Linked DNA regions of Mus musculus: all the other regions are linked to region 1. The links are chromatin loops, found by intact Hi-C in ENCODE. Cell type or tissue: heart. All regions are shown on one strand.

Evidence for each region. Hi-C counts contacts between places; a loop is a spot of excess contacts. Peaks named below come from ENCODE experiments on the same cell type or tissue, not always from the same donor. Only the 100,000 strongest peaks of a DNase experiment are listed, where the experiment ranks them.
Region 2: a loop joins it to region 1, with 5 times the contacts of the local background. A loop is called at or near these places in 11 of 42 quality-filtered maps.
Region 3: a loop joins it to region 1, with 5 times the contacts of the local background. A loop is called at or near these places in 2 of 42 quality-filtered maps.
Region 4: a loop joins it to region 1, with 5 times the contacts of the local background. A loop is called at or near these places in 11 of 42 quality-filtered maps.

Annotation. Positions count from the first base shown.
Region 1 is chr19:11,910,157-11,915,156 of GRCm38, reverse strand. Patl1 (protein associated with topoisomerase II homolog 1 (yeast)) reads right to left here and starts at 2,758. Exons shown (of 19, transcript NM_172635.3): 1 at 2,580-2,758; 2 at 698-809. The coding sequence starts at 2,594. It overlaps Gm31092 (a long non-coding RNA gene), which reads left to right and starts at 2,750. Exons shown (of 2, transcript XR_386559.3): 1 at 2,750-3,061. In heart, no CTCF peak of the experiment used is centred here; DNase peaks (open chromatin) are centred at 2,286 and 2,856; H3K4me3 peaks cover 2,983 bases; H3K27ac peaks cover 2,076 bases.
Region 2 is chr19:11,820,022-11,825,021 of GRCm38, reverse strand. It overlaps Gm41810 (a long non-coding RNA gene), which reads right to left. Exons shown (of 2, transcript XR_003952942.1): 2 at 2,745-5,000. It also overlaps a transcript of Stx3 not described here. Among named protein-coding and RNA genes, the nearest start is that of Stx3, 3.1 kb to the right of the region's middle. In heart, a CTCF peak has its summit at 4,976 (motif pointing right); a DNase peak (open chromatin) is centred at 4,991; H3K4me3 peaks cover 450 bases.
Region 3 is chr19:12,792,091-12,797,090 of GRCm38, reverse strand. It overlaps Zfp91 (zinc finger protein 91), which reads left to right and starts at 968. Exons shown (of 11, transcript NM_053009.3): 1 at 968-2,107. The coding sequence starts at 1,758. Gm44505 (predicted readthrough transcript (NMD candidate), 44505) reads left to right here and starts at 968. Exons shown (of 13, transcript NR_024093.1): 1 at 968-2,107. It also overlaps a transcript of Lpxn not described here. In heart, CTCF peaks have their summits at 1,219 and 2,233 (motif pointing left); DNase peaks (open chromatin) are centred at 350, 860, 1,450 and 2,280; H3K4me3 peaks cover 4,045 bases; H3K27ac peaks cover 2,779 bases.
Region 4 is chr19:11,811,732-11,816,731 of GRCm38, reverse strand. All of the region lies in intron 1 of Stx3 (syntaxin 3), which reads left to right. Gm41810 (a long non-coding RNA gene) reads right to left here and starts at 1,062. Exons shown (of 2, transcript XR_003952942.1): 1 at 1-1,062. In heart, no CTCF peak of the experiment used is centred here; a DNase peak (open chromatin) is centred at 2,941; H3K27ac peaks cover 752 bases.

The DNA of each region.
Region 1 (5,000 bases):
TTACATACTACGTCAGAATTTTCGATATATCCACTAGTTTTCGTTTTCCTTGAACTCTCTACAAACACATCCTTTATCCAGGATTACTTTCAACCTCATTTAAATGTCTACTTCCAATTATTTAAATTCCTTATATTGGCAACCTATAGCTACAGAGAATTGAGAATACCTGCTATTATAGGTGAAGCAAAGAGGCCCTGGTGAGCAGTACAGAAGATGAACTGCTATTATTTAGTGAAGACTGTATTATATAAACAAAACTGGGTCAGGAAGAACACTCAGCTCACCTGAGTAAATAAAAATCAATTTATGTACAAATCTGACAAATAAAATCAATTTATGTACAAATCTGACAACCTCAGTCTAACCCCCAGAACACAGCTGGATGAATTGGTCAACATCTGTAATCCGAATATTCTACTTTGGGACAGAAGATGGAGCACAGGAATGACCCAGATCTCTGGGTCACCTAGCCTTACATATGTAGCTCTGTGGAAGAAACAGGAGGGATCCTGGCTCAACAAGGGAGAATGTGAGCTCCAACTCTTGAGGCCTTCCTTTGGCCTTCACAAGACAGCCATGGAACACGCTTACCCACCCCCGCACACATGCATACACAGAAAACTCACATTACAGGTGGACCTAATACCAAAGTCGTGATGAGATCAACAAAGACAGTATAAAATATGTCACTTACCAACTGCACCTGACCCAAAGGTATCATCATTAAATTGATCAATTTCTTCATCTTCTTCTCCCAGGCCTTGAAATGCATCTTCATCTTCATCTAGAGGACAATCCTCCAAAGACTACAAAAGAAAAAAAAAGGATGATTAATTTCTCAAGACATTTATATAGTCATTTAAAGTTGGGCCTTTTTAATGATACAAAATTCCTTTATATCACTGTTTGAAATAGTGGTAATTATAAATGAATACTTTATCATCCTGAGTTTCATGTAACTTTTTCAACAAAATTCCATATTACTCATTACATCCCTGTCGTTTTCCCAATGCTTTTAAGTCTGTCCATTTTTCTTCCTCTTTCCTGTAGGACTAAACTCTAGCCAGAAAACAGAACACCATCTTTTTTAGCTGCAATTTAAGTTAAGCGTTAAAAAACAATCACAACTTCTTTCTACACTTACAAAGTTGTCTATGTGATAATGCTAGGTCCCCTGGAACTGTAGTTACAAGCTGTGAGCTGCCATGTGGGTGCTGGGAACTGAACCAGGGGTTTGTGGAAGAGCAGCCATCTCTCCAGCTCCCAGACACCTCTATGTCTCAGACTCTGTACTAGGTATTATACCTCTGTGCCTTAAACTGTAATTCTGAGCCAAACACAACTTTGAAAGAAATCTGTGTGAGGATTAAACACAGCAAAGATTTTAGAAAGCTGAACAAAAACTAGAATCCCCATCACATCTTGGGTATGCTCTAATTTATTTTGTTTTAGTTACTATTTCTCTAGGTACAGTCTGGCTTAGAACTCCTGATTCTCTTGCCGCAGTCTCCAGGGAGTAAAAATCACTAGACAAGCTTGGTATATCCTAATTTCAATCACTTATCCCAATACAGATTTATTCAGTTTACTAAGTTTTCTTTGCTTCTGGCAACTTCTATTCACAGTATCTCATCATCTCTCCTCATGTTTACAAAAAGTGAGTTGAGTCACAAGTGTAAGCTCAAGCTTTCTACTGTTTCCAATGTTTAAAGATTCCAAATTGGAATTCCACACTCTAGGGGAACAGCTTGTGATATAACTTACCTGGGAACTTTTAGGGGCCGTTTCTACCCAATCTTCCTCCCCCTAAAGAGCCAGCCCTGCAACTGCCTCCACACCAGAAGCAACTTCTAGCAACTCTCTATGAAATGGCAATCATCTACTGGACCAAATCAGGATGACTCGGTAAGGATTTCCCTAGCTCAGTCCTTAAACTACAAATCCGGAGTCTGTTTGGCCCCAAGAGTAGGAGTTGCTCAAGGTCACACAGCAGTAAGAGACGGTCAGCAAACAGCTCCGTTCTCCAAACAACGTCGCCAAACCCACACTTTTTCTCCCTTCTCCTAGAAGGAACTTCTGCGGGACACGCCCCCCTCCCCACTCCCAGCCTTCTTTCCAAGCCGACTGAAGTCTCAGCCCGAGGACCAGTCCCTGCCCCTCCACCTGACGGCAGCCCGCGTGCACAGGGCTGTGTGTAATCCGGGTGAAGGGGTTCCGGGGGCAGGGCGGGAAACGCTTCCGTGGGCATTCCCCGGGGATTCTGCCTCAGGAAAAACCACCGGGTAGGAGCCATGCAGGTCTCCAAGGCAGCTCCGCGAGCAGAGGCGCAAGCCAAGGGTCAGGTTACCGCACTTAACGGGCTCTCCCCGCCGCAAACCAGCGGCCGGCTCTCGCCAGTCCCGCCCCTCCGCGGTGCGCTGCGGGCCGCACCCGAGCCTCGCGGCCGAAGCGGGGTTCCCAGCCGCCCGCGCCCTGCCCCCTCCTCAGCCGCACAAGACCCGCGCGACGGGCGAGCAGAGGAAAAAAAAAGGGGCGCGCGGGCGAGGGAGGGGTCACTTCCGGTCGCAGCCACTCACCTCGTAGCGGAACATTCTTGGGGAGGGGGGAAGGGAGCGGGGAGGGGAGTGGGGGGAGGGAGGGAAAAGAAGCGCCGACTCCCCGGGCTGCTCCGCGCGCGCGGGTCTCCCACCGGCTCGCGACCCCTGGCCGCCGCCGTACGCCGGAGCGTGCGTGGGGACGTGCGCAGGCGCGCCTCGGGCTGGGCGGGCGCCCCGGCGGCGGCAGCTGCGCGGGGACAGATTTGGCGTTTGGCTTCCTAGTGTGAGCGGCGGGAAAGAGATCCCTAGGCGAGACACTGCGCACGCGCGGGCCGTCGGAGAGGGATGACCCAGAGAGCCCCGGCTTGCGGCTCCTCCTCCGTTTTCCTAACTGCACAGTTGCGCAGTGCTTTTGAGTCACGAGGTTCCCGTCACTGATTGGGCGGAGAAAAGCCTTGTGAATGTCACAGGATGCGACCCCCGAAGCGTCTCAGCAGAGAACATCGGGGATTTATTCTTGGGTGATTTCATTTAACGTCCAGTGTCCTCCTCGGGGTGCCTTGACTTGGTCTGTGAGGGGGGACTAGTATGGCAAGTCAGTATTCTTGGAAAGGGACAGGTCGCTGGCTGAATCAGTCGGGAGGCCAAGGCTGTGATTGATAGAGGCCAAAGTGTTGACAGCGTTTGGTTTTAGGAAAAAGACGAAGGCACATTTAACAAGGATTATCTAAGGTGATATTTTTAGATGCCAGGCCCTTCACCCCGTTGGAAAGCGGGAGAGCCCTAACGGGCCGCGCAGCCTTGGGGCTGGGGTCACCGCAGCAAGGTCGGTGAGCTTGGGCGCTGTGGACAGCCATTTCCGCTGAGGATGAAGCCCAGCGGAGTTTGTTCAGCTTCCGCCTCAGCACCCTGGTTCTAGAAGTCTGCTGCTTTGGTGCTTTATTGCCTGTAGCGAGACCGTTTGAGAGGGTGTCTTATTTTTTATTTTATTTTTGAGCCAGGGTTTCTCTGTGTAGCCTTGGCTGTCTTGTTATTCACTCTGTAGACTAGGCTGTCCTCGCAGAGATCCGCCTGCCTCTGCCTCACGAGTGTCACTCAGGCGGTTGTCTCACCTGGGAATGAATGGTGAACTTTAATTCCTTAACACGTTACTGTTAGCGTGACTGGATTAATCAACTAGTTTACTATAAGCATTGGATTTGAAAATAGAAGTTCTGGATTGGGAAACGTGTTTTTTCACTGCTGCGTGAAACTGGGCATGTCTTTCTAAACATCTGACCCTTCAGGTTTTCTTTCGTAAAATGGGTAAAATTATATCTACCTCACTAAGTAGTAATCGAATAGTTACATTCTCTGCTCTCTAGATAAGGAACCTGGAGGTTAGAGAGAAGTAGATAGCCTTAAGCTGCCCACCGGAAACTGTTGCAAAGTTGGCAGCTAAGATATCTGAATCCCCAAATCTGATCACTTAAGAGCAAATAGAATTGACTCTTGAAGAGAAGGCAAGGTAAGCTAATAAGTAATTTTCAAGAGTTATGAAACAAACTTTCATTTGTGAGGTAACAGGTTTTCACAATTACCCAAGTACTGAGAGGCTATGTAGACCAAGAGCTAGCAAACTCTGGACATAACTTCTTTTTTTAAGCCTGCCACCCCTCATTTACAAAACGTCTTTTGTTGGCTTGCTACTATTAGTTTTGTGCTGTGACCAAAATATCTGAGTAGACAGTTTAAATGGGGAAATGTTAATTTGGATTCAGGTTTCTGAGGGTGCAATTTGTGCTTGGTGCTAGCAAGTTTTGGAGTGGGAGTGTGTGGCAAGGGCCATTTGTTTCTTGTAGAAGAAGAAAAAACCTGAGCTATAGAAGAGGTTTAAGATTCAGTTTCCCACAGGGTCCCCAGTGAAGGTGCTAGAGAAAGAGCCTAAGGAGATGAAAGGGTTTGCAGCTCCATAGGAGGAACAACAATATGAACAACAGTATGAACTAACCAGTATCCCCAGAGCTCCCAGGGACTAAATCACCAACCACAGAGCACACATGGTGGGATTCGTGGCTCTAGCTGCATATGTAGCAGAGGATGGCCTAGCCGCTCATCAATGAGAGGAGAGGCCCTTGGTCCTGTGAAGGCTCTAAGCCCCAGTATAGGGGAATTCCAGGGCCAGGAAGCAGGGTGGGTTGGTGACCAGGGGGAGGTGGGGAGGGACTAGGGAGTTTTCCGAGGGAAATCAGGAAAGGGGACACCATTTGAAATGTAAATAAAGTAAATATCTAATTAAAAAAAAAAAGATTAAGCTTCCAAGGGGCACACACCAGCTGCCACTTCCTCTGACCTTCCAGGACTTCCCAGGAATGGCATCACAATTCCAAACCCTCATAGTTTGAATCACTCATTATAATCACGACACTCTCTTCATTAGATTACAGTGCTCATGATCTAATTTTCTCTGACAAAATCTTC
Region 2 (5,000 bases), 90 kb after region 1:
CCTCCAACAAGGTCACATCTCCTAATCCCCTCCAAACTGTACATCAACAGGGGACCAAGCTTGCAAATATATGAGCAGGGGTGGGGTGGGGGTGGGCATTCTCATTCAGACCACCACAACAGGTGTGCATGCATAGGCCAGGAGGTGATGTCAGTGCCTTCCTCTATAACTCTCCACTTTGTTCACTGAGGCAGGGTCTCTTGGTGTATCTGGAGTTCATGGATTCCAGTGAGTCTAGGAAACCAACCTGGCCCAGTGATTCCTGTCTCAGCCTCCCCAGGCCGTGGGTTTCCATGCCGTAGGTTCTGGGGATCCAATTCTGCTCCTTCCATTTGCATGGCAGGTCCACTGGCCCTCACTCAGTCCTGAGTCTCTGATCAACTGATCAGAGGTATGTTGTCAGTGAATACTGAGAATATTATTGTGTATGTGACTGAAAATTTCCACGAATTTTCAGTTCCTCATTTTTTCTTTTTCCTTTTTTTTTTGAAAATATATATATATATTTTTTTCACATAATACATCCTGATTACAGTTTCCCCTTCCAGTCCCTTCCTCCCTTCATTCCCATCTGGATTTACCCCCTCTCTGTCTCATTAGAAAACAAACAGGCTTCTAGGAGATAATATTAAAATACAATAAGGTAAAACAAAAATTAACATTAGTATTGAACAAAAGAAGGAAAAGAGCCGAAGAGAACCAAGAAACAGAAACATTCATTTGCACACTCAGAAATCCCATCAATGCATCACACTGGAAGGCAGGCATAATCTATATGAAAAGTGATAAAGAGAAAGGAGATGTGTTCTAGTGGATGTGTGGAGAACTATGGAGGAAGCAGATGCCTCCGCAGGCCCATGCTGAGACATCCCTTCCCCCTGAAGAACCAATCACAGGATAGAATAGAGTTTATTCAGGGCATGGGGAGGGGAGTTAGGAGGGTAGTAGAGGTAGAGAAAGGCAGAGAGAGAGAGGAAGTAGAGGAGAAGAGGAGGAGAGGCCAGCCATGAGCACATAGAGAGAGAGGGGGAAGGGGAATGGGGAAGGGGCAAGGGGACAGAGAGCAAGAAGGGAAGAGCAAGAGCAAGAAGACAAGAGAGGGAGGCGAGGGCAAGCAGACCCTTTTTATACTGTTGCCAGGTAACTGTGGGGAGGAGCATACCTGGCTGTTGCCAGGTACTTGTGGTGTGCAGCTTAGACACAGTGCTTACACAAAGGGCCTGTAGGGTAGACAGAGAGAAGAAAAGAAAAGAAAAAGAAAAAGAAGATGAAATTTTAAAAAAGAAAATTGAAGAGAAAAGCATTGTCATGGCACTGGAAGACAAAGAATCTCCAAAGATGCCACTGAATTAATTATTTGTTGGTCGTCTACTGCAGGGCATTCCCATAAGAAGAGTTTGTTTTCATTTGCAAATGGTTCTGAAACTGGGACCTGGATGGATGCAAGGCTGGAAATCTCCTCAGGCCTTTGCTTTCTAACGTGGAAATCTACAAGCCTGTTAAGTTTCAAACCAGCGAACAGTGGCTGAGGTGCCTATTTAACATATCAAAGTGGACCTGGCCTCCAGGTTCTCCCAGCATCCCTCAGTCCCTACCTGTTACAGGGATACCCTCTACCCAGAACTTTCCAGCCCAGGGCCTGGGTTGCCCTTCCCTCAGCAGCAATTCCCTACATAATTCAGACATTTTGGTGATCTACCCTCCTTTTGGCTCCTTATGTATTTTTGGCCTCCCTTCCCCTCCCCAACACCTCACGTGGTTTAGGTCATGACCACTCTGGACTCCCTGATGTGTCTGCCTCTGGCTATTCTCAGTCACATACTGATAATAAACTTCCTCCTCCAGCCTACCTAGAAGTCATGTGCTTTCCTTTTTATTTTTTTCATTCAAAGACATGTATTGCAAAACTGAGAAAGCAACCAGGGGAGCAACCCTTAGTCTGGATGTATACTATCATACCATCTGCAAATAAAGATATTTTGTCTTTTTCCTTTTCGATTTGTATTTCCTTGATCTCCTTCAGTTGTTGCTCTAGCTAAGCTTTAAAATGCTTTATTGAATAGGTATGGAGACAATGGACAACCTAGTCTTGTTTCTGAATTTAGTGGGATTGCTGTTGGGGTACACTGTGTGAAGGTATGTCTCTGCATACTCAATTGTTAATTCTGTACTAGCAGACAGCACCAGCCTCACATTTTGTAAATATTCGTTCTTCCTTACCCGCCTAAGGCAATCAAGAATTGCATCTGATTGGTTGTAATAAAGAGCTGACAGTCAATAGCTGGGCAGGAAATGAAGGGCAGATCTTCTGGGTAGAGAAGGGACACTGGGAAAAGAAATGAGACTGGGGGTGTGGGGTTTGCCAGGGGACATGGGGGTGAATGGAGGGAGGTGAACAGAGTGGAGCAGAGAGGGAGAGCTGGCCAAGTGGTGGGATATAGTGCCAGGATTAGTGGGTTAGAGACAGTCCCAGCTGAAAGGCCTAAGCTTTAAAATATTAAAAAGCCTCTGTGTCTTTATTTATTTTGCTGGCGGGTCCAAGCTATAGATTGCTTTGAGTTTTTCTCCATTTATGTTGGTGTTAGCTATGGTTTTGCTGTAAACTGTCTTTATTATGCTTAGATGTGTTCCTTGTATCCCTAATCTCTCTAGAAGTTTTATCATGAAGAGGTGTTAAATTTTAGTTTATTTGTAAGGTGGATTATAGTTACTGATTTTTGTATATTGAACCATCGCTGTATCTCTGGGATGAAGCCGACTTAATTATGGTGAATGATTTCTTTTGATGTGTTCTTGGATTCAGTTTGCAAGTATTTTATTGAGAATTTTTGCATCTATGTTTATAAAGAAATTGGAATGCAATTCTCTTTCTTTGTATGTCTTTATTGGTAACGGTGGCCTCAATGAACTGGGCAATGTTTCTGTTTCTATTTTGTGGAATGATTTGAAGAGGAGTGGCTTAACTATTTTTTCAAAGTGTGGTAGGATTCTGTACTCAAACCATTTGGCCTTGGGCATTTTTTGGTTTAGAGACTTTAATTACTGCTTCATTTTCACGAGGGTAATAGCTTTGTTTTAGTTGCTCATCTGATCTTGATTTGAGTTTGGTGAGTGGCATCTATTGAGGAAATTAATCATTTCTTTTACATTTTCCAATTTGGTGGAGTGCATTTCCTCAGTGTCTGTTGTTATGTCCCCCTTTTCATGTCAAATTTTGTTTATTTGAATACTCTCTGCCTTTTTTTTTAAATTTGGATAAGAGTTTATCAATCTTATTGATTTTTTTTCAAAGAACCAACTTTTGTTTCATTGATTCTCTGTATTGTATTGTATTTGTTTCAGCCCCGAGTTCGATTATTTATTAACATGTACCCCCTTTGGGTGTAATTTCTTTTCTTTTCTTTTTTCTTTCTTTCTCTTTCTTTCTCTCTTTTTTTGTTCTAGAGTTTTTAGATGTGCTGCTACGTAATTAGTTTGAGATGTCTCCAATTTCTTTTAAGTATATGTACTTAGTGCTATGTGTTGGGTAGATTCCCTCAATTCTAAGAATAGAATGAATATTCTAAGGGTGGTGGAATTCAAGACATCCAATTTTAGAAACACCTTAGGTTTGTCCCTCCTCCCCGCCCCCTGCCATTCATTGTTTTTTGAGACAATGTCTTTCACTGGCCTGGCGCTCACAGCTAGGTAGATCTGGCTGGTAAATCTCAGGGATCCACTGTTTCTACTTTCCCAGTTCTGGAATTACCAGTATGTGCCACTGTGTTTGATTATTATTATTATTATCATTATTATTATTATTATTATTATTATAAGTTCTGGGAATTGAACTCCGGTCCTCATATTTGTGGAGGAAGCACTTTACTGACTGAGCTATCTCTTAAGCTCTGACTTATGTTTTTTTTTTTTTTTTTAAGTGTCTGGATTAAGGCAAGAAGTAATAGGGAAGAAAACTTGTTCTGTATAATAACTTTTTAACAGAGCTGGTACCATTCAGTCATGGAAGGTACTACCTTGGGAGTATACAGAAAAACTGAGCAAATTAAAATGACCAGTGACCACTAACAAAAAGCTGTTCCATGCTATGTATCCTATGGTGGCCTTATCTAATGCACCTTTCTGATTCTATAATAGTCTGTGACTTTCATTGTATCACAGCTATTGTCCAGCTATGTAAATTAGATATCGGTAGTAAGCAGAGTGCTTCTATTCATGGAGATTATAAGGACTTAGTGTACAGGAGAAGCACGGTTTCTTCTCCCATCCCCAGAGCTAGTTTTGCATCAAGTAACCTATTCATGCCAGCCTTCCTGCTGTTTGTCTGTGGATCTGAATGAGTTTAACCTCTTACTGGTTGCTTCACTAATAAGCTAAAACATTAAAATATATTCATTTTATATTTGCATGAGAGTCACAATTTTTTCCCTGTTGAAATCAATTATATCCTTTAAAATAATTTGCTGGGACTTAAAAAAATTTTTTTTTTACTTGTATGAATGTTTTTGCCTGCATTATGTCTGTATACCACATGTGTGTAACCTCTGCAGAGCCCAGAAGAGGGCGTTGCATCCCCTGGAACTGTGTGTCACCATGTGGATGCTGGGAATTGAACCCAGGTCCTCCAGTCAGTGTTCTTTACTGCAGGGCCGTTTTTTGCAGCCTAAAATCAATCGCGTCTTAACTGGAATCCTTTGTTCTTGCTTCAAAATGAATCCATCCTCCTTCCTCACTTCTGTCCAGATTTCAGACGTCCACACTTCGAGAGTTTTTCACTGTAACCCCTCTTACTGGAGAGGTTGAAACAGGAGAATGGCAAGTTCAAAGCTTGCCTGGGCAATTCAGGGAGATTCTGTCTGAAAGGAGAAAACCTAAGGGCTGATGCTAGAGAATGAGCTCGGTGGCGGAAGGTTTTCCAAGTGTTTGCTGGGCTGGGGTGGGGGTGTTCAAGCCCTAGCTGTAGGGTTACGACCACCAGGGGGCGTGGAAACTTTCGCAGTCCT
Region 3 (5,000 bases), 880 kb before region 1:
CCAAACTTTGTATCTTTCCATACTGTTGTGTAGATTTTAACTTAAGACGTTTGCATCTTCGAAGTGTAAGGAGTCTCCTTGAAAGTCGTTTCCTGGTTGCAATGTGTAAAAGGCAACCCAAGGAATGCAAACAATGTTTAAGAGGGAAAGAAATGCATACAAACGTATAAGAGGCTGCATTACCACCAGTTGCGGTTTGAACGATTGGAAAGCCCCCTTTCCCCATCAGGAAGGTACTTAGCTGTAAACGCTAGTCAGAGCTGCTATTATGACTGTGTTTCCTGTGCCGCAGAAACATCTACAGACCGCAAAGGCATTCAGCCTCGGGGTGGAGAACGTGAGCGACAGCTAACTTATCCACAAAAAAATCAGTGAGTCACGCTAACCGGCTCTCCAGCTCCAGCACCACAGCCAACGGCAATTCCGTGGCGCCCCATCCCTACCAGGAAACAACTTTACACTTCGTCCTACACGTTTTATTAAAATTAAGTTGACAGACGCAGAACGAGTCCCTAACCTCCTGGGCTTCACAAGTGAGAGGCTCAACACAAGATGGAGGAATAAAAAGGAGCGTAGCTAACAGGTCGCAGAGGAGGCGTCAAATGACCAGACCGAAGTAAGTAAAGACTATGACGAGGGCACTTCGGAGCACTTACACAAAAAAAGATTAAAAGAAGTAGGATTCTCTCCCAGGGACCCCTAGCCTGTAATTGGCTCAATATTTTTGCCAGTTGTACGCAGGCGTCGCGACCTAACCCGGAAGCAATGCCTCGCTAAAACGTAATCTCAGACCTCAGATAGACGCTCCCAGCCTTCCCTCTGCCTCTAGTTTCCCATGATTTCTCTGGAAGCGCAGAGTAAATAGGACTACGTCTCCCAGAGTGCCCTCGGCGAAGTTGGCCCTGCGCGTGCGCCTCACGACTATCCCGCGCTGTCCCCTCGGCCCCGCCTCTATCCTATCGCCGCCATTTTTTCAGAGACTTTCATCCGGCAACGGACAGGGCCTTTTTTTTCTTAAAGGAGAAGCTGCAACTCAAATAATTTACCACTTCTCCCCTCGAGAGCTGGCGGCGCTGGGGACAGAAAGGCCAGAGCAGGAAGGTGGGGGTCTGGGTGGAGGCGGGATAACGTCCAGGCTACTTCTTAGGCTAGTAAGAACCCTTGAGGGGACAGCGGCGCCTCCGGGAGGCAGGTGCGCGCGCAGCCGGCAGGGGGGTGCGCGCGCGGCTGAGAACGGTGCGTTTTGTCCTCGCCTCCGCCCTCGCCAGCCCTGCCCCTCCCACCGCCCCTAGCTTGAGCCGAACTCCAAAGTGGGGGGGGAGAAAGGTCACTTTGGGATTGTCGCGAGACGCAGCCGTTTAACGGTGAGAACGGGCGCGCGGGCAAGGAAACCTCGCGCTCTCCCTCGGAGCCGTTTCCTGATTGGTTGGAGGAAGGGGTGGGGGAGGGCACCGAGTGCGCTGCTGCGTGTGAGACCGCGAGGGGCCGGGCCAGGGGGGCCGATCCTCCCCTCCGATTGGCCCGCTGCGTGTCCGTCCGGGTGCGCGCGTGCGCGCCGCCGGCGGTCGCTGGCTTGAGTGGCAGGGGGCGGGTGGGGGGGGGCGCCCTCGGAACGGGCGGAGGGGCGGGGGGGAGAGAGGCGCTCCGGAGTGAGGGAGCCGGACGCTCCGGGAGCCGAGGGGGGCGGGGGGAGCTGCGCCGCGGGCGCCGCCGCCTCCACCGCCTGGGACGCAGGGGTGGGGGACGGACGAGCCCCGATGCCGGGGGAGACGGAGGAGCCGCGATCCCCGGAGCAGCAGGACCAGGAAGGGGGCCCAGCAGCGGCGGCCGACGCGGCTTCGGAGGAGCTCCGGCCCGGCGCGGCGGCGGCGCCGGCGGCGCCTGCAGAGACCGCGAGCAGCCGCGTGCTGAGGGGAGGTCGGGACCGCGGCCGGACCGCTGCGGCCGCCGCCGCCGCCGCTGCCGCTGTGTCCCGCCGGAGAAAGGCCGAGTATCCCCGCCGGCGGAGGAGCAGCCCCAGCAACAGGCCTCCCGACGGCCCAGGGCATCAGCCCGCGGCCGCGAAGCCCCCGTCTCCTGCTCAGGGCAAGAAGAGTCCGCGACTCCAGTGAGTAACAGTCTTTGAAGCGTTGGGGAAGACCCCCCTCTAGTTCTCTCTCCCCTCCCGGCTCCCGTAGCGCCCGCTCCACGTGACACCCTGCTTGCTCTGCCCCCTGCCGGCTCGGCACGCCAGATGTCACGCCGCTGGCGGCCGGGCTCCGGCTGCTTCACTGCCTGTGGCCGCCAGCCCACGCCCGAAGTCGCCCAGTGCAGGCTGCACGCCCTCTGCCTCCCGCCTGCTCGGTCCTCACTCTGGCTTCTGCACCCCCTTTGTCAGCCTATCGCTTCCAGTGTTACATCACATCCCCGTTAGGAAATCAGCCGCACCATACTAGCCCTGAAGAGTGTTTTTACCTGTTCTTAACTTAGCATTCGAGCCACTTAGAAAGTAGCCTTCCTCGCCCTTCTAAATAGTCTGGTCGTCAGAGGAAAACACCGTTGTGCAAATTACAAGTATTTTCTACAACTAAACTAGATGTGTAGTTCTTTTTACTAGTATATAAACTTTTTCTTTATGCGGATATTTTAACGTAGGTACTTATTCTTAAAATTACATTGATCTGAATTACTACTTTGAACTAATTAGAGGCCCTTAACAGATGGCCAGGAGCAAAAATATTTTAAATTGCTCATTAGAGTAATGCTTAAGAATAATTAAGTACATGAGTTTATAAGTTACACGTTTTAATCAGATTAGTTATTCACTGTTTAAGAGTATTATGTCACTTGATTTACAAGTAAGAAAAAGACAGAAAATCAAAGAACAGGAATTTCGGTTTCAGATAACCTTCAACCTTCCAGTAGAGACAGTGCAAGGGCTTGGCTTACCTTAGACCTAGAAAATTTTTAAAGCTTAAAAACAAGCTTGCTCCAGAATTAAATCTATGACTTAGAACAGTTGCATGAGACACTTCAGGAATAAAATCCAAGTGTATCATATTTTGCTACAAGTGTTTTCCCGGGTTTTGAATGTGACTTAAGGAAGTTAACTTCTTTAAGAAAACTTGGGAACTATAGTTCTGTGGAGAGTAAAACTGTCCTTACAAATTTTTAAGCTGAATTGAAAGTTGTAACTGCTGTATGTACATTTTTACAAAAATCTTAATGTATTTAATCTCACAAACTTGAAAATATGTAAACCATTAATCTTAATTGGGCATAAATTCCTTAGGCAAAATCTTTTAACCTATGTGTCCTCTGTACACAGTTATATGGGGAATTACCTCTATGGCCTGAGTTTGTGTGTGTTAAATAAACCACACAATGTCTTACACACTAAAATAATAAATTCAACTTGTTATTTTGAGGAGTGATAGCCTAACAGAGGCAGGAGTACTTTATAGTGGTGTTTTTGTATATATTTTGTAGTGTTGTGGTTTTATATTACCTTACATAAACCTGCCACTTGAGAGTTAAGTACATCTGAATCAAGTGAAATTATACCTAGAATAGTGTTTAACTTTTCCCTACATCGTAGGAAGTGCTAATGGACCTTGAGTCTTATAATGCAATGGTAGAAACAGTTGATTTTGGATGAATATGATTACTTGGATTAGTCTTTTGATCACTGTTTTTCTTGTGAAGAGGAAGAAGCAGTCTTAATGTTCCTTTTCGTCTAGTACTATAGTTATGGTGATCTCTACCTCCGTTTGCTTTCAGACTTATCCCTTGCTCATGTATTTACAATTATACCATTTTATCAGATTCTTAAAAATTAACTTTCATTGTTTTTCTTGCACATTTCACTTATTCAGTGGCCCACAAATCAGAGAGATGTCAACACATACATTCCAGCTTTGCAGTCGTTGTTTGAAAAGTAACTAGGGCTAGTACTGTTACTCCTCTAGGGTGTAGAAGGCTGAATTAGATCTGGCCTTGTCTTCAAGGACCTTGAAGGAAACATTGATTAGTACTCATTTGGTTTGCAGATGTTCTTTGACAACACATTTTTTAAATTCATATTCTATTTATCCTTTGAGACATGCAGTTTTGAGTGTCAGTTTACTGAACTCTGACCTTGATTAATCTCTTCCAAATAAAATGACATTTAAAAGGGAGATGAGAAATTTAATGCATTATTAAATTATTATAATAAATTTGTTCTTTTCAGATCCTTTTCCCTCCCTGGTTAACTTTTCACTCACTTTCCCTATCCCTGCTTTTTTGCCTACAAAATTCTTATAACCTAATAACCTATATTTTTCTTTCAGTTAAAGAAATAGCCAAATACATAAAATCATTTAAAATATCAAAAACATAATTTGGATTAACTAAAATTTGTGTTATTAATGGAAGACATGTTATATAGTAAAGTAAAGCTTGAACTTGATGTTCAGGCTGAAAATTTGATGTCTCTGCTTATACTGCTCATTGGCTTATGACCATGAGCAGCAAGTCACTAGCATCTTTAGAGCTATTTCCTCTTTTGAATTTTGAGTTTGTGGCAAGAGCTTTACAGCTGAATAACAGGTTATACTTTAATTGACTCTATAACAACTTGACATTTTTGAGACTTGAGAATACATAATATGAATTCAGGAAAATAAAAATTACAGAAAATGTATTCAGAAGAAAGGCATCAAGTTAAATGTTAGATGCATTATACACAAAGACCTAAATAGCTAGTAGTTAAGAAGATAGATCCAATTTATATGAAGTTTGTGCTATTCAAAAATTAGCTCATTGTTTGCCGTATTTTAGTTATGATCCTCATTTCACTTGTGGATATGCTTCAAGAAACGGGAGGTATAATAGTTTGAAGGTTGAGGATATAATTTTTTCCCCTTTGGCTTGTTTCTTACAGTTTTTGGGTTTTTTTTTTTTTTTTTGGTGTGTTTGGTTGAATTGGATTTTATGTTTATTTCTTTCTTTGAAGACAGGGTCTCACTGTGTAGTCCTTG
Region 4 (5,000 bases), 98 kb after region 1:
GACCCAAATCCTCCCTCCTCTATCCTCAGATAACCTCCCGTACATCTAACAGTCTTGTACCTTCATGTCTTCTCTTTCCTTTTCTCTTTAAAAATTTTACATAATCAATTGAGTCCAGTAAAGGATGCCTGCATGCAAATCAGTATGGGGCTGTCTACCAGAGCATGGGTGGCCTGCCAAGGGGACACACTCCAGAAGGAAGAAAAATGATTCCCCCTTTCCCTAGAAGCCGGCGACTGCCAATGGCTCCTCACTTAGGGGTGGAGGGAGCCTCATGAGCCCTCAATCTGTGATGGAATGTCACGTGGCTAGATTTTGTGCCGGCAGTCACAACTTCTGTGTGCTACAGCCATGTTGTGTCCTGAAGACAGCCTCTCACAGCGTTTTCCCCATCCTCTGGCTCTTCAGTCCTTTCTGCCTTCTCTTCACCATAGCTCAGGAGTCTGGATGGTAATAGCATAAATAGCCCATCTAGGGCTGAACACCCAACTGCTGCTCATTTTCAACACTGAGTAGTTAGGAGTCTTTGCGTGGGCTGCTGCCCATTGTCCATAGAAGGTCCTCTGATTAAGGTTGAGGGCAGCCCTAATCTGTAGCCATGAACATAAATACTTAGAAGGCAGTCTGACAGCATGACCATGTAGCAAAGCATCAGTAGTAGGTACACTCGCCTCCAAGCTCCTTGATGCTGCCTTTGTAAAATAGAAAACGCGGTTGGTCTCAGACTGTGCTTCTGCCATTATTAATGGTTTCTGTGAAGAACACTGAGGTATGTGTGCCTTACCAACCATACTGTGTTGTGTCATCCCCTTCCTCTACACTGTCCTTTACCCCAGCGACCACCTTTTTCTTTGGTAACAAGATAGGGTATGATCTGTTTCTGATTCCTGTTATCTACAAGAAAGATTTGCTAACCTGCTTGCAATACATTTCCCATTGAGAAGCCTATGCAATGTCTTTCTAAACCCAGGGGAGAGAGGGTGATAGCTCTCTTCAGATAGCTGGGGGCTGTGTCATGTGCTTCAGGTAAGTTTCACTGTGAGTAGGCAGGAGGGGAAGACATGGGGTAGAAATCAGAAATCTTTAAGAAAGTATCTTTTTTTTTTTTTTTTTTTTTTTAAACAAATGTAATTAGCTGCTCAAGGATTGGGCAGGCCAGCTGAATAGATTCCTCTACCATGAGAGGTAGGCAAGGAGACTTTTGAGGTGTTGATCTCTGTAGGAATTTGAGCATCTCTTGGAGAGGGAAGATGAAGGATAGGAGATTGAAGGCCTCCATGAACCCCAGGAGTGTATGGTTCTGTGAGATGTTAATTAGTATTATTTGTCTTACTGTTCTGGAGTCCACAAGGATTGGTGCCTTGGAGTCACACCTGTCAAGGTGATCAGCGGTCTTCCCCTCAGGGTCTCTGTGCAGGTGAAATGAGATAATCTGTGATGGTCATCTACTACAGTACATGTGAACTGGCCACACTTAACTCCCCGGGAGCAATGTCCACCCTCAACCACATATGGTCCTAAGGCTGTGGTCACAGGACCTGGCTTAGCTCATCTCCTGACTGCCTCCTGAGGGGCTGCCATCAGCGTTTTCTTGTTTATCTAGGAGTTTGCTGGGAATGTGCAGTGACTGCACCCCGCCCTCCTGCTCTTCTCACACACCTCTCAGTAACTGAACTTTGAGTCTGCTGGGCAATTCCTGACCCAGGAACCTTTTGTGTGGTCCTGATTTTACTCAGTAAACATTTACTAACTGCCTATTGTGTACCAGGCCCTGCTGAGATGCTGGGATGTATCAGTGAGCAACATTTGTCTCTAGAGCGTAGGAGGTTCACAGTTGGGTAGAAAGAACAGAGGACTGGATAGCATGATGCGTAATTCTTGGGATAGAAGCAACCACAGGAAGACCCTTTGGACTGGGAGATAGGAGATGAGTCTGCGGTGCCATTTCCAGCAGTAGTTTTTGAGTGGAGATCCCTCTTTGAATCTGGTATCTTCAAATGCAAATAGAATTTATTTGGAAGAACACATGGATCCTAGGTTTTCTCCCTTTTTCTCCCTTTGGTGAAACAAAGCATTAAGAACATAAAAACATGCATTGTAACATCAAAAGGAGCTTGTGTGTGTGTGTGTGTGTGTGTGTGTGTTCACACTACATCCTAGCCATCATAATTCAGAACTTTTAGAACTGTGTGTATCTTGCTGCATATGAGGTTTGACAGAATTACGGTACAAAGTCCTTATTTTAAAGAATAGGTCAGATAGGGAAAACATACATTTCATGGAAAGAGAGATGAGGTAAAACCTCATAATGAAAACAGAGCAGCCAGTGATGTATAGTAGTAAGACTTCAGAGGCCTCCCTACAGACCTACCAAGCAAAACTGAAGTGACTTGGATGTATTCGACCTTCTACGTCCAAGACCATTAGGGAACAGTATTGAATCAGTCACTCTGCAGCCTAGGCTTGGGCTTTTGCTCTGCCTGTCTTGGTCTTGCTGCTGCCTAACAGCCTGCACATGTCCTTCCCCACAGGAAGTTCAGGGTCTCTGAGGAACGAAGCTCTGCGGTAATCCTGTCAGAAATAAGGGGCGTTTGAGCCTAAGTGCTTGCCCAGTCCCACCCAGTGCCAGGTGCCCTGGGTCATAAGGAATCTTAGCATACCAAACTGCCCTTTGTTGAGATTTTGTCTCTTTTCAGTAATAGGTTTTCTAACCGGTCTGGATTCCTTCCTGGCTCCTCTCTGTGCCTGGGAGGATTCATTTCCTGGGAGGGATGTTTTGCTGAGAGTGACGGGGATTGAGTGGGGATTATAGGCCCATCAGCGGGAGGCCAGAGAGAAACGCTGGGACCAGAGAAGGGGATTAACTTTGTTTTTATTCCCTTGAGCTTGGGGGAGGTTAGGACACTGGCAGGAGCCGTCCACGCTGTCCTCTCTCCTCCCACTGTTTCCTTCCGACCATTGTTGCCCCTGCCCCACTCTCCAGGCTCATTCTTCACCCACAGTCACTCCCTAACTGCATCCTAGGATACTCTCTATCCAGGCCCGCTGCTGTGTGCTATTTTGCAACTAAGTAAGTTAGTGCTTTTTTTTTTTTTTTTTTTTTTTTAATCATTACTACATAGAGGGTTTGAAACCACCTTCTGCTAACTTCTTTTTCATTTTTTTTTTCAAGACAGGGTCTCACAGTATAGTTGTGGCTGTCCTGGAACTCACTGTGTAGAACAGGCTGGCCTCGAACTCTGCCTGCCTTTGCCTTCCAAGTGCTAGAGTTAATCATGCGCCACTGCACCCAGCTTCACTGGCTTCTTAATGAATGACACTTTATATTCCATATCGGCTGTTTAAGTAAGACTGGTGACTCATGTACTTGTCATGTGAACTATAGCAAGCATCACTTATTGAGCAGATTGCTTTTGTCCAGGACTTTCCCTTCTCTCCAGTCATCTCCATTCTACAAGATGAGGTGGTGGTGTGTGTCATTCCCCTCTTACAGGCGAGGCATGTGAGGCTTGGATTTGACTGACATGCATGCTTAGCCTGGAAGTGATGGGTTCAAGAATGAACATGCTTGTTTTGCCTTTTGAGTCATCTTCCCACACTGTATCTGACCACCCCCACTGTACTGTGTATCTCCCCCCTCCCCCACAAGCAATAAGTCCTTGGGGCCCCAGTACCCAGTATTCTGCATGGTAGTCACACATTATATGTTCTCTGCCTGCTGGTCTGCATCAGCTTGGCTCTTACACATCCCTTATTCTTCTTCCCTTATTTCTTGTTCCATTCTCTGGTTAGTGAGGCTTTACCTGATTGGAGTAGAACATTTACTCAGGGAATCCATAACTTTGTTAATGAAGTGAAAAGTCACTGGTGGACACACAAGGTGGATAAATTCCAAGGCTCTTCCCTTTATTAAAATTCCAATTCAAGCCAGGTGTGGTGGCGCACGCCTTTAATCCCAGCACTTGGGGGGCAGAGGCAGGCGGATTTCTGAGTTTGAGACCAGCCTGGTCTACAAAGTGAGTTCCAGGACAGCCAGGGCTATACAGAGAAACCCCCGTCTCGAAAAACAAACAAGCAAACAAACAAACAATCCAGTTCAAGAAGTCACAGAGGCTGTCTTTGATCAGAAAGACAATGGCAGACAACATATGGATACCTAAGTGAAAACCCAGCTACTTCATTTTCTCTCTGGTAAAATCCTTCTCATCCCCTGATGCTGGGCTCTGGTGTCATCGCCGTGGGAAAGCTTCCCAGGCTAAATCCATTAACCCTGCATTCCCTGACTCCACAGATTCTTTTTTCTGTTGATACAAATACAGCCATATAGCTAACATAGTATTATTATTATTGTATTAGTTTGCAGGTCTTACCCATTGGAGGGTAGAAAGCTGAGTTCCAAGCCATTCAGTAGGTGAACTGAGTTAATGCTGTTGATGAATTCAGCTACCTGCAGATTTTGTAGTCCCAGACCGGCTTTATCTCTAGCCTCCTTTATGCACAGCCCCACTTCAGCTTTTTCCCACCACTGTCTTTCCTGCTAGGTCACTCTGCTTTGTGGCCTTTGGCTGTTTCTATGGCAACATTTCCCAGTGTGTGCGGAGCCAGAGTACAGCTACTGCCTAAAGAGATTAGTAGAGCATGTACTGTCTGGGTATGCCAGCTGTCTGGGTTAGGGAAGCGTGATATAGCATCAGGTTTGCTTACTTTTTAAAAAAAAGGTAATTTCCTTTTTTTTTTAAATTTATTTTTTTACACTCTATTTTTATCTGCCCCCCCCCCCAACCCACCCTCAGACTGTTCCACATCTCCCACTCCTCCCTACCCCCTGTCTCCACATGGATGTCCCCACCCTCCATCCCACCTGACCGCTAAACTCCTTGGGGCCTCCAGTCTCTTGAGGGTTAGGTGCATCATCTCTGAATGAACACAGACCTGGAAGTCCTCTACTGTATGCGTGTTGGGGGCCTCATATCAGCTGGTGTATGCTGTCTGTTTGGTGA